Linked DNA regions of Homo sapiens: region 2 is linked to region 1. Evidence: chromatin loops called from intact Hi-C (ENCODE). Cell type or tissue: GM12878. All regions are shown on one strand.

Region 1 (5,000 bases):
AATGCTATCCCTCCCCTAGCCCCCAGCCCCCGACAGGCCCCGGTGTGTGATGTTCCCCTCCCTGTGTCCATGTATTCTCATTGTTCAGCTCCCACTTATAAGTGAGAACATGCGGTGTTTAGTTTTCTGTTCTTGTTTTAGTTTGCTGAGAACGATGGTTTCCAGCTTCATCCGTGTCCTTGCAAAGGACATGAATCCAGCAGCACACCAAAAAGCGTATCCACCACAATCAAGTCAGCTTCATCCCTGGGATGCAAGGCTGGCTCAACATATGCACATCAATAAACGTAATCCATCACATAAACAGAACCAATGACAAAAGCCACATGATTATCCCAATAGATGCAGAAAAGGCCTTCAATAAAATTCAACACCCCTTCATGGTAAAAACTCTCAATAAACTAGGTATTGATAGAACATATCTCAAAATAAGAGCTGTTTATGACAAACCCGCAGCCAGTATCATACTGAATGGGCAAAAACTGGAAGCATTCCCTTTGAAAACTGGCACAAGAAAAGGATGCCCTCTCTCACCACTCCTAGTCAACATAGTATTGGAAGTTCTGGCCGGGGCAATCAGCCAAGGGAAAGAAATAAAGGGTATTCAAGTAGGAAGAGAGGAAGTCAAATTGTCTCTGTTTGCAGATGACATTAATCTATTTTTAAAAAGGGGTGCCAGCCCCTCTTAGAAGTTTGCCTGTTGCTTAAAATCCTATCCATTACTGATTTTATTACACTCCTGCTTCAAATTTGATTCATTTGCTTATAATTACTGGCGAATAAATGGCTAGGTGCCACTTTCAACGGCAAGCTTACAGTTCTGTAGAAGCTATAAAAGTCAACTTCAGAACAGCTGCCGTAGGATGGCTTGGGTTGGGAGGTTCTAGAGCTATAAGTCACTTCACCACCAGAATGCCAGATCAAGGGTCTGCTTTTTAGTTGCACCCAACAGACAGGAAGCAGGCTTATCAGTGACTCTTTAGCAATGGCTAATAAAGAAGATAGCTTAGATGTGGAATCTCAAACAGCTGAATTCACAGTAGCAGAGAGTAGAATGGTGGTTATTAGGGGAAGGGGCTGGGAGAGAAGAAAGGGAAGGTGCTGGTCAAAGTGTATAAAATTTTAGGTATGTAGGGTGAATACATTCTAGAGATCTAATGTATAGCATAGTGACCATAGTTAGTAATACTATATTATATACATGAAATTTGATAGGAGAGTATATCTCAAGTATTCTCACCACACACATACACAAGGTAACTACCTGAGAAGATGGGTATGTTAATTAGCTAACGATAGCAGTCATTTAACTCTCTATATTAAAACATCCTGCTGTATACCTTAAATATATTCACTTTTTTTGAAACAGGGTCTCACTGTGCCACCCAGGCTAGAGTGCAATGGCACGATCAAAGCTCACTGTAGCCGTTATTTCCCAGGCTCAAGAGATTTCCCACCTCAGCGCTCCCAAGTAGCTGGGACCAAAGGCGTGCGCCACCACATTTGAGTTTTTTTTTTTTTTTTTTTTTTTTAAGTGGAGATGAAGTCTCGCTATGTTGCCCAGACTGGTCTCAAATTCCTGAGTTGAAGTGATCTTCTTGCCTCAGTCTCCCAAAGTGTTGGGATTACAGGCATGAGCCACCACACTTGGCCTGAAAATATTTTGAAAACTTTAAAAATAAAAAAAAAGAAGATAGCTTGGGGCCACCCTGAATATCGTTATGAGACTCACCTCTGTATGTTTTATAGTAAAATATTATTCATTTTACTCATAAATCATGTTCAAGTGATATTTGAGTGGAAATGTTTTTCTTTCAGCAAATTCAGAGGTAATATCAAGGAGCATGATCTGGAGAAGGCAGCGTGGGTCAAATACTAAAATCTGGACTTACTGTCTCAGCAGTTGGCAAGCAACCAAGGTGAAGCTAGTGCTGTGGAAAGTCCCCAAAGGACCAGAGCAGATATACTCAGTGTCCTTTACCTCTACAGCTCCGCATTTTCAAACTCCCCCACTTGTCCTTCAGTCCATCCTCTAAATACTGTTCTTTCTCAGCTTGTGTTCTCACTCATCATCTCTTCTCATGCCACCTGACCTCCTTATGTGAGGTTCTTGGCATCAGTCATCAGATTTACCCTGACAACTCCCACGGATACATGATTAGCTCTGATATCCACCGGGGTTTAAAGAACTGTTGCAAATTCTTCCTGATTACCTCCTCTTAAAGGCACCTCAAATTCAATGTGACTGAAACGGAGCTCTTCCCCTGTATATCAGCTGTCAGTTCTCATTGCTTCAGCACCTAGTAAATTCTCTCACCAGCTCACTCCTTTCAGACTACTCCATAAAATCAAGAAAAGCCTAAAATGGCCAAAAACTAACCTATCCTGCATAATCATCGCTTGTAATTTTGCCCACAACTTCAGTAGTTTGACGTAAAAGATGTTCCATTCTTTACCACTGAGTAAAGAAGTTAAAAATGTTCCGTAATTTCGAATTCCTCTTTGTTCTAAGACTTTACTCTCACCTCCGGGTTCACAGCTAAGCTCCCCCATGACTGATACCGCTGAAAGTCTTGTTTCAACAAAACATTCATGTATATGTAAAAAATAAATCATCTGACAAATTGAGAATTGCTCAATTTGAAAAACAGATTCAGTGATAAAGACAGAGGTCAATATTAAACCTATGAGTAAGGTAAAGAAATGGGCGGGAAGAAAAATAACCCCAAATCGTTGACTTCCCAGAACCCAGAGGCTAATAGGACTCTCACTTCCTGCTTGAGGTGAAAGCAAGCAAAGGCACCTCTGTTCCTATCTTGTCTTGGTCAAAAGATAAATATGAATTATTATTCTTTTCTTTTTTCATCAGTAAAGAACTTTCCATCACCCTTTTGGCAACTTTCTGCACCAGCCACTTCCCCCTCATAACTCCAGTCAACCGTTCTCACATCTGAGAAAAATAGGTGGAGGATATTTCCAGGAGCCTCTGTTGCTGAGGTTGCCCACAGTCAGGTAAAAGTGGGAGAAATTTCTGAACCACCAAAAACCTGTTCCTGAGAGACAGAAGTAGAAAAAACTTACACATATTTTTAAAAAAGAGAAGTTGAGGTGTAGGGGGATGGTGACTCAATAAAACTTCCTCCCATGATAAAATAAAGTAAAATAAAATAAAGTGAAAGTGTCTGCCACTACATTCTCAGAAGCCAAGCGTAGTCTTTTTATAGCCACCTCAGGGAGTATCTTCAGGATCTCCAAGCATTTAGATATTCCCAACTTCCACATATTTAGCACCTGGGGTGACAGGAAGGGTGTGTTCAACTCCATTAGCAGTATCCTTTGGAAAGGAAGCTGGGTGCACTCTTTCAGAACTGCTTAACATTTCCCTTTTAAAAAGATAGATCGGTAGAATTTAGTGAATTTTCCATATAGCTTAATTTCAATTCCATGTAAGAGCAAAATAACAAAATGGTCATATTTCTTTTATATTTGCTTTCTTCTTTTCTGAGCAGTTGGTGAGAGAGAGGTTGGTTTCTGGGAAGGTGATAATTTGGAGTCTTATTTTTTTTCTGCCCATTTCATATTATAGATTTAATATTGGCTCTGGATCATTGAATGTATTCTTCAAACTGAATGATGCTAGTGAGATGACTTCATTTATACATACATTGATACTTTATTTAAAGGCTCATGTTTTGTTAAGTTCTGTCTTAGGAGAAAATGACCCATGCTTTAAATAGTAGTACGTATGCTTCAGGAAAAAACATATGGTCATCACAATCTCACCATCTACTCTACCTGCTGAGATGGATGTTGGTTTAGGCATCCAGGTTCAAGCTCTGATTTCTATGTTTCTCAAATTTTGTTGTGTAGATGTTACATAATAGATGAAAGGGAGAAAAAGACTTCAAATTAGTCCACTGTGACTTGATTGCTTTGGACTGGAAAGGGCAGAGGGTCAGTAAATAAACAGAAGAGCTGCTTCTGTGCAAAGAGAAAGAGGACAGAAGCCAATGTGGGCTGCACTAAGAGTGAGCTTGAGTCAAACTGAGCAAAGGGAAGGCAACTCCTTTTCTGGTGAGACAATTATAGGAGTCTCAGGGAAAGAAGATTTTAGGAAGTATTTCTCTGCATCAGAAGTAGAATGTTCCTCTAGAATTTTTCAGGACACCTCATTAGAGATTTAAATTGCTTTCAGTTGCTGTTTGTGGGTATTGTACTGTCTCTTCGATTGCTGTAGGATACTGAGGTGGGCTCTAAAGGAGTAGCAAAAGCTCTGCCTGTTTATGGCTCAGTCCCATCGCAGTGGGATTACATTCTCCTTAAGAACTCAAGACACTTGAAAGTCACGTCAACATTTTAGGCCCTGCCTGTACTGAGTTAAATAATTTATTTCAACATAATTTGTTACTTTCGTTGTTATTATACTCGTATTTATTATTAAGTGATTATAATGTAGAAGGAATTGTGCTAAGTGTTATGCATGAGGTAATTTGATTAATCCTTCTACAATCTGAGGCTGGTGCTATTTTTATCCCCATTTAAAGACTGAGGACACTGAGACACAGATTTGACAGTCTGGCCAGTCCTACAGCAAATACGTGCCTATGCCAGGGTTCAAATGGAAGATGCCTGACCTCTAAGTCTAAGATTTTAGGCTTTGACTCAAAGGATCTGCTCAGCTTATGTGCAGAACTCCTAAAAATGAAACCATAGAGACAATTTTGAATTTAGAGTTATAAAACTCACACTTAGGTTTTTAAAAGCACAGTCATGAATAATATATCCTAAAATCCTGTCTTTAAATGGACTGGACTAGTTTTTCACAGGGAAAGTGATATTACTGTCCTCTGGGGGAAAAGTGATACTTTGATCTCATCACTAGAACTTCCTCCTAAAAGGATATGTCCAGAAAGGAATTAGAAGTTGAAAATGTTTCCTTTTACCTTAAGACTATTCCATACACCCTTCTAATTAAATAGGATGATTTTATGTTAAAAGGT
Region 2 (5,000 bases), 250 kb after region 1:
CAATTGAGCCTTTTGTTCCCTGTACTAGTTTGGAAGTCATATACTCATTATTTAAGTGGTTACCCTACTGTTTTTTATAATATTTTTATTGAGATTTAATTCACATACCATAAAAATTAACCACTTGAAGTTTACAACTCAATGACTTTTATTATAGTCACAGAGTTATTCAACCATCACAACAATCTAATTTTAGCCCATTTTCATCACCCTAGCAAGAAACCCTATATCCATTAGCAGTCACAACCACAGTCCTAGGTAACCACTAATCTATGCTCTATCTCTTTAGGTTTGCCTACTCTTGACATTTCATATAAATAGAATCACACAATATGCAGTCTTGTGTAACTTTTCTCTTACTATAGTGGTTTCAGTCAACATAATGGACAAAGTTCATTCAAATTATAGTATATATCAATACTTCATTCCTTATGTCCAAATAACATTCTATTGCACAGATATGCATGTGCTATCCACAGGGGCTCCTGAAACCAATCTTCCCACAAATATCAAGGGAGGATTGTATTAGCATTTTAACAATGTTAAGTTTTCTTACCTGTAAACATAGGATGTCTTTCCATTTATTTATGTCTTCTTTAATTTCTTTTGACAATGTTTTATGGTAGTTTTCAGTTGACAAGTATTGCATTTCTTTTGTGAAATTTAATTATAGTTATTTTATTCTTTTGTGTGCTATTGTAAATGGAATTGCTTTCTTAATTTCATTTCCTGATTGTTAATGTAGAGTTGTCCCTTGTTATCTATGAGGAATTGTTTCTAAGACCTCATGTAAATACCGAAATCAGTGGACACTCAAATCCTAATATAAAATGGGATAGTATTTTCATATAACCTATGCACATCTTTTCTATATCTTAAGTCATCTCTAGATTACTTATGATACCTAATACAATGTAAATATTATATAAATTGTTGTTATACTATTTAGGGACCAAGAAAAATTCTGTACATGTTCAGTACAATTTTTTTTCAAATATTTTCAGTCTGCAGTTGGTTAAATCCATGGATGTGGGACAGGGGCTGAACACATTTATATGAGAAATACCACTGATTTTTGCATATTGATGTATCCTAAAACCTTGTTGAACTTGTTTGTTAGTTGTTAGAGTTTGTTTTATTCCTTAGGATTATTTATATACAAGGTCATGTCATCTTCGATTAGAGATAGTTTAATTTTTTCCTTTCCTATCTAGATTCCTTTTATTACTTTTTCTTGCCTAATTTCCTTGGATAGAACACCTAGTACTGTCATGGATAGAAGTGGAAAGAATAGGCATCCTTGTCTCGTTCCTGATCTTAGGTGAAAAGCTCTCTATTTTTCACCATCAAATATGATGACAGCTATGGACTTTTTCATAGATTTTATGATTAAGAAAGGTCCTTTCTCTTAGTTTGTTGCACACTTGTACATGAAAGGATATTTTGTTTGTCAAATGCTTCTTATTGATCAATTGACATGTGATTTTTGTAATATATTCTATTACATTGATTTATTTTGGGGTGTTAAACGAACCATGGACTCCTGAATAAATCTCACTTGGTCTTGATGTGTAATCCTTTTGTGTATGTGTTGCTACATTCATTTTGATAGTGTTTTGTTAATGATTTTGCACCTATATTTTAGGAGATATTGATTTGTCACTTTCACTTTCTTTTCTCATGATGCCTTTTCAGGTTTTGTATTAGGGTAATATTGGCCTCATAGACAAAATTGGAAAACATCTTCTGTTTCTTGGAGAGTTTGTTGGGGATTGGCATTAATTCACTTTTAAACGTTTGGTAAAATTCACCAGTGAAGTCATTTTTGCCTGTACTTTTCTTTGTGGACAGGTTTTCAATTACTAATTCAATCTATTTCTTATTATAGGTAGATTCAGATTTTCAGTTTCTTGAGTTAGATTCAGTAGTTTGTGTCCTTCTAGGAACTTGTCCATTTCATCTATGTTAACTCATTTGTTAGCATTCAATTGCTCAGAGTATTCCCTTATAATTATTTTTAAAAATTGCTTTAAGGTGGTAGTGACATCCTATCTTTTCTTCTTGATTTTGGTAATTTGGTTTCTAGAGCTAAGTTAGCTCTTATAAGAAATGGGAAACACTGTAGTTGATTCATCATTGAGGAGTCTGACATCAGGTCAAAATCTTATGTGTCATCTCTCAGAGCTGACTATAGACAATTACAAAGATGTTGAAAGTAAACGTGGTAAAATTACAAAGATGTTGAAAGTAATCATGCCAAAACATGGCATGGTCCACATGGCAAAAAATGGCGGGGGTGGGGGGCGCCTTTTGAGAAACCTTTCTTATTACATTCCATCAGCTGTTTTTCATTTATTAAGATTTTGTTGAACAGATAGTACAGAGAGCTCCTATATATTCCATCACTTCTTACCTCCCCAGTTTCTCCTATTATTAACATCTTGCATTAGTGTAGCACATTTGTTACAACTGATGTTACAATCAGTGGAACAATATTGATACATTATTAACTATGGCTAAAATCCAAAGACTCAGTAATACCAATACTGGTGAGGATTTGAAGTCCATAGTTTGCTTTAGGGTTCATTCTTTGTGCTGTACAGTTGTATGTGTTTTGACTAATGTGAAATGCCACGTATCTACCATTATAATATCACATAGAATAGTTCCAATGCCCTAAGAAATCTCCTGTGCTATAACTGTCATCCCTCCCCCTGAATTTCTGAAAAACACTAATCTTTTCTCTGTCTCTATATATAGTTTTGCATTTCTTACAATGTCATGTAGTTGGGAAGATACAGTATATAGCCTTTTTATACTGGCTTTTTTCACTTAACGATATGCATTTAAGTTTCCTTCATGTCTTTCATAGCTTAATAGCTCATTTCTTTTTATCTCTAGATAATACTTATCTTAGTTCATCTTGTGCTCTTGTAACAAAATACCACAGACTGGGTAATTTATAGAGAACTGAAACTTATTTCCTCACAATTTCAGAGACTGGAAAGTCCTAGATTAAGGGGCTGACATCTGGTGGCCTTGTTGCCAAGTCATCCCATGGCAGAAAGCAGAGGGCAGAGAGAGGGCAAGAGAGAGACGCAAGGGGGTTGAACTCATCCTTTTACAAGGAATCCATGCATGCCGGCAGAGCTCTCATGGCCGTATCACCTCTTACAAGTCCCATCTCTTAATATTGTTACAATGGCAATTAAATTTCAACATGAGTTTGGGAGGGGACAAACATTCAAGTTATAACAATATTTCGTTGTATAGATAGGCCACATTTATCTGCTCACCTATTGAATGACATGTTGGCTGCTTCCAGTTTTTGGCAATTGTAAATGAAGCTGCTATGAACATTCACATGCAGATTTTTGTGTAGACATAACTTCAACTCATTCATTGGTTTATTTATTTATTTTTTTGAGACAGGGTCTTGCTCTGTCACCCAGGCTGGAGTGCAGCAGCGTGATCACCGTTCACTGCAGCCTCGACCTCCCTGGCCTTAACAATCCTCCCACTTCAGCCTCCTGAGTAGCTAGGACTGCAGACACATGACAGCAAGCCTGTCTAACTTTTTTTATTTTTTTTGTAGAGACTGAATCTTGCCATATTGCCTATGCTGGGCTCAAACTCTTGGACTCCAGCAGTCCTCCTGCCTAGGCTTCCCAAAGTGCTGGGATTACAGGCATGAACCACTGTGCCCAGGCTTCAACTCATTTGAGTAGATACACAGGAGTGTGGTTGCTGGATCAAATGGTGGGACTGTTTACCTTGATTAAAAAAAACTGCCTGTCTATGCCATTTTGCATTCCTACCAGTAATAGGAATTACAGTCCCTGTTTACTATATATCCTCACCAGCATTACCTGGTGTTATCAGATTTTTGGATTTTAGCCATTCTAATACATATATAGCCATATCTTGTTTTTATTTGAAATTTCATGAAATAATTTTGAACAACTTTTCATATATTTATTTGAGATATACCTTTTTATCTTCTTTTGTGAGGTGGTTGTTTAGGTCTTTTCCCCATTTTTAAATTGAGTTGTTTATTTTCTTATTGAGTTTTAGGAGTTTATATATTTTTGTGTATCTTGCCTATAAGTTGATCTATAGTCTTCTCATCCTCTTAATGTTAACCACTGAAATTTCCAGTGTTTTTGAGAACACATTTAAGAGTAAAGCTTCCCATGTTCTGTTCCAAATAAAGTCAGTTCCCCTAGAGAGAGCTATGGAGTTCCCTCTTCCTACATGCTGCTGTTTGCCTTCGGGAGGAAACTCTGCACCACTTCTCCTGAGCTGGGGGTGGGGACAGTGGCTAGCTTCTCTTATAATGATACCCCCGGCCAGGCGCAGGTGACTTATGCCTGTAATCCCAGCACTTTGGGAGGCCGAGGCGGGTGGATCACGAGGTCAGGAGTTCGAGACCAGCCTGACTAACATGGTGAAACCCCATCTCTACTAAAAATACAAAAATTAGCTGGGCATGTTGGTGGGTGCCTGTAATCCCAGCTACTCAGGAGGCTGAGGCAGGAGAATCGCTTAAGCCCAGGAGGCAAAGGTTGCAGTGAGCCGAAATCATTCCACTGCACTCCAGCCTGGGCGACAGAGTGAGACTCCATCTCAAAACAAACAAACAAACAATCAAAAACACCAAAACAATACCCCTCTGACAGTTCACAGGCCTGGGACTTGAGTCTCTGGTCTTCTCTGCTAGCTTCTTCTGACATGAAATCTCTGCTCTCACTAATGAGCTGGAGCAGGAATGATTAGGGTTTGGTATTCTCAGTCTTCCATGGCTGGGCCAGCACTTCCACCTTGTGAGTGGGAAATGGGTACAGGGAGCCCAAGATCTATCGGCCATGCTGGCCTAAATAGAGATTCTACAGCTGAGAGCCTGGGAGTTGGGGCAGTGAGAAATGCAAGTGGCTTGTCAGGGAGAGACCACTCTCCTGGACAAGAACATGGGGAAAAAAAGAGCCCAGTTTTCTAGGTTA

The links. Peaks named below come from ENCODE experiments on the same cell type or tissue, not always from the same donor. Only the 100,000 strongest peaks of a DNase experiment are listed, where the experiment ranks them.
Region 2: a loop joins it to region 1, with 2.7 times the contacts of the local background. A loop is called at or near these places in 1 of 110 quality-filtered maps.

The regions. Positions count from the first base shown.
Region 1 is chr7:17,400,126-17,405,125 of GRCh38, reverse strand. The region is part of intron 1 of LINC02888 (long intergenic non-protein coding RNA 2888); the gene reads right to left. Among named protein-coding and RNA genes, the nearest start is that of LINC02888, 28 kb to the right of the region's middle. In GM12878, no CTCF peak of the experiment used is centred here; DNase peaks (open chromatin) are centred at 2,075 and 2,685; H3K4me3 peaks cover 1,107 bases; H3K27ac peaks cover 1,867 bases.
Region 2 is chr7:17,150,939-17,155,938 of GRCh38, reverse strand. All of the region lies in intron 1 of LOC107986772 (a long non-coding RNA gene), which reads right to left. The region is part of intron 7 of LOC101927609 (a long non-coding RNA gene); the gene reads left to right. Among named protein-coding and RNA genes, the nearest start is that of AHR, 150 kb to the left of the region's middle. In GM12878, no CTCF peak of the experiment used is centred here; a DNase peak (open chromatin) is centred at 3,007.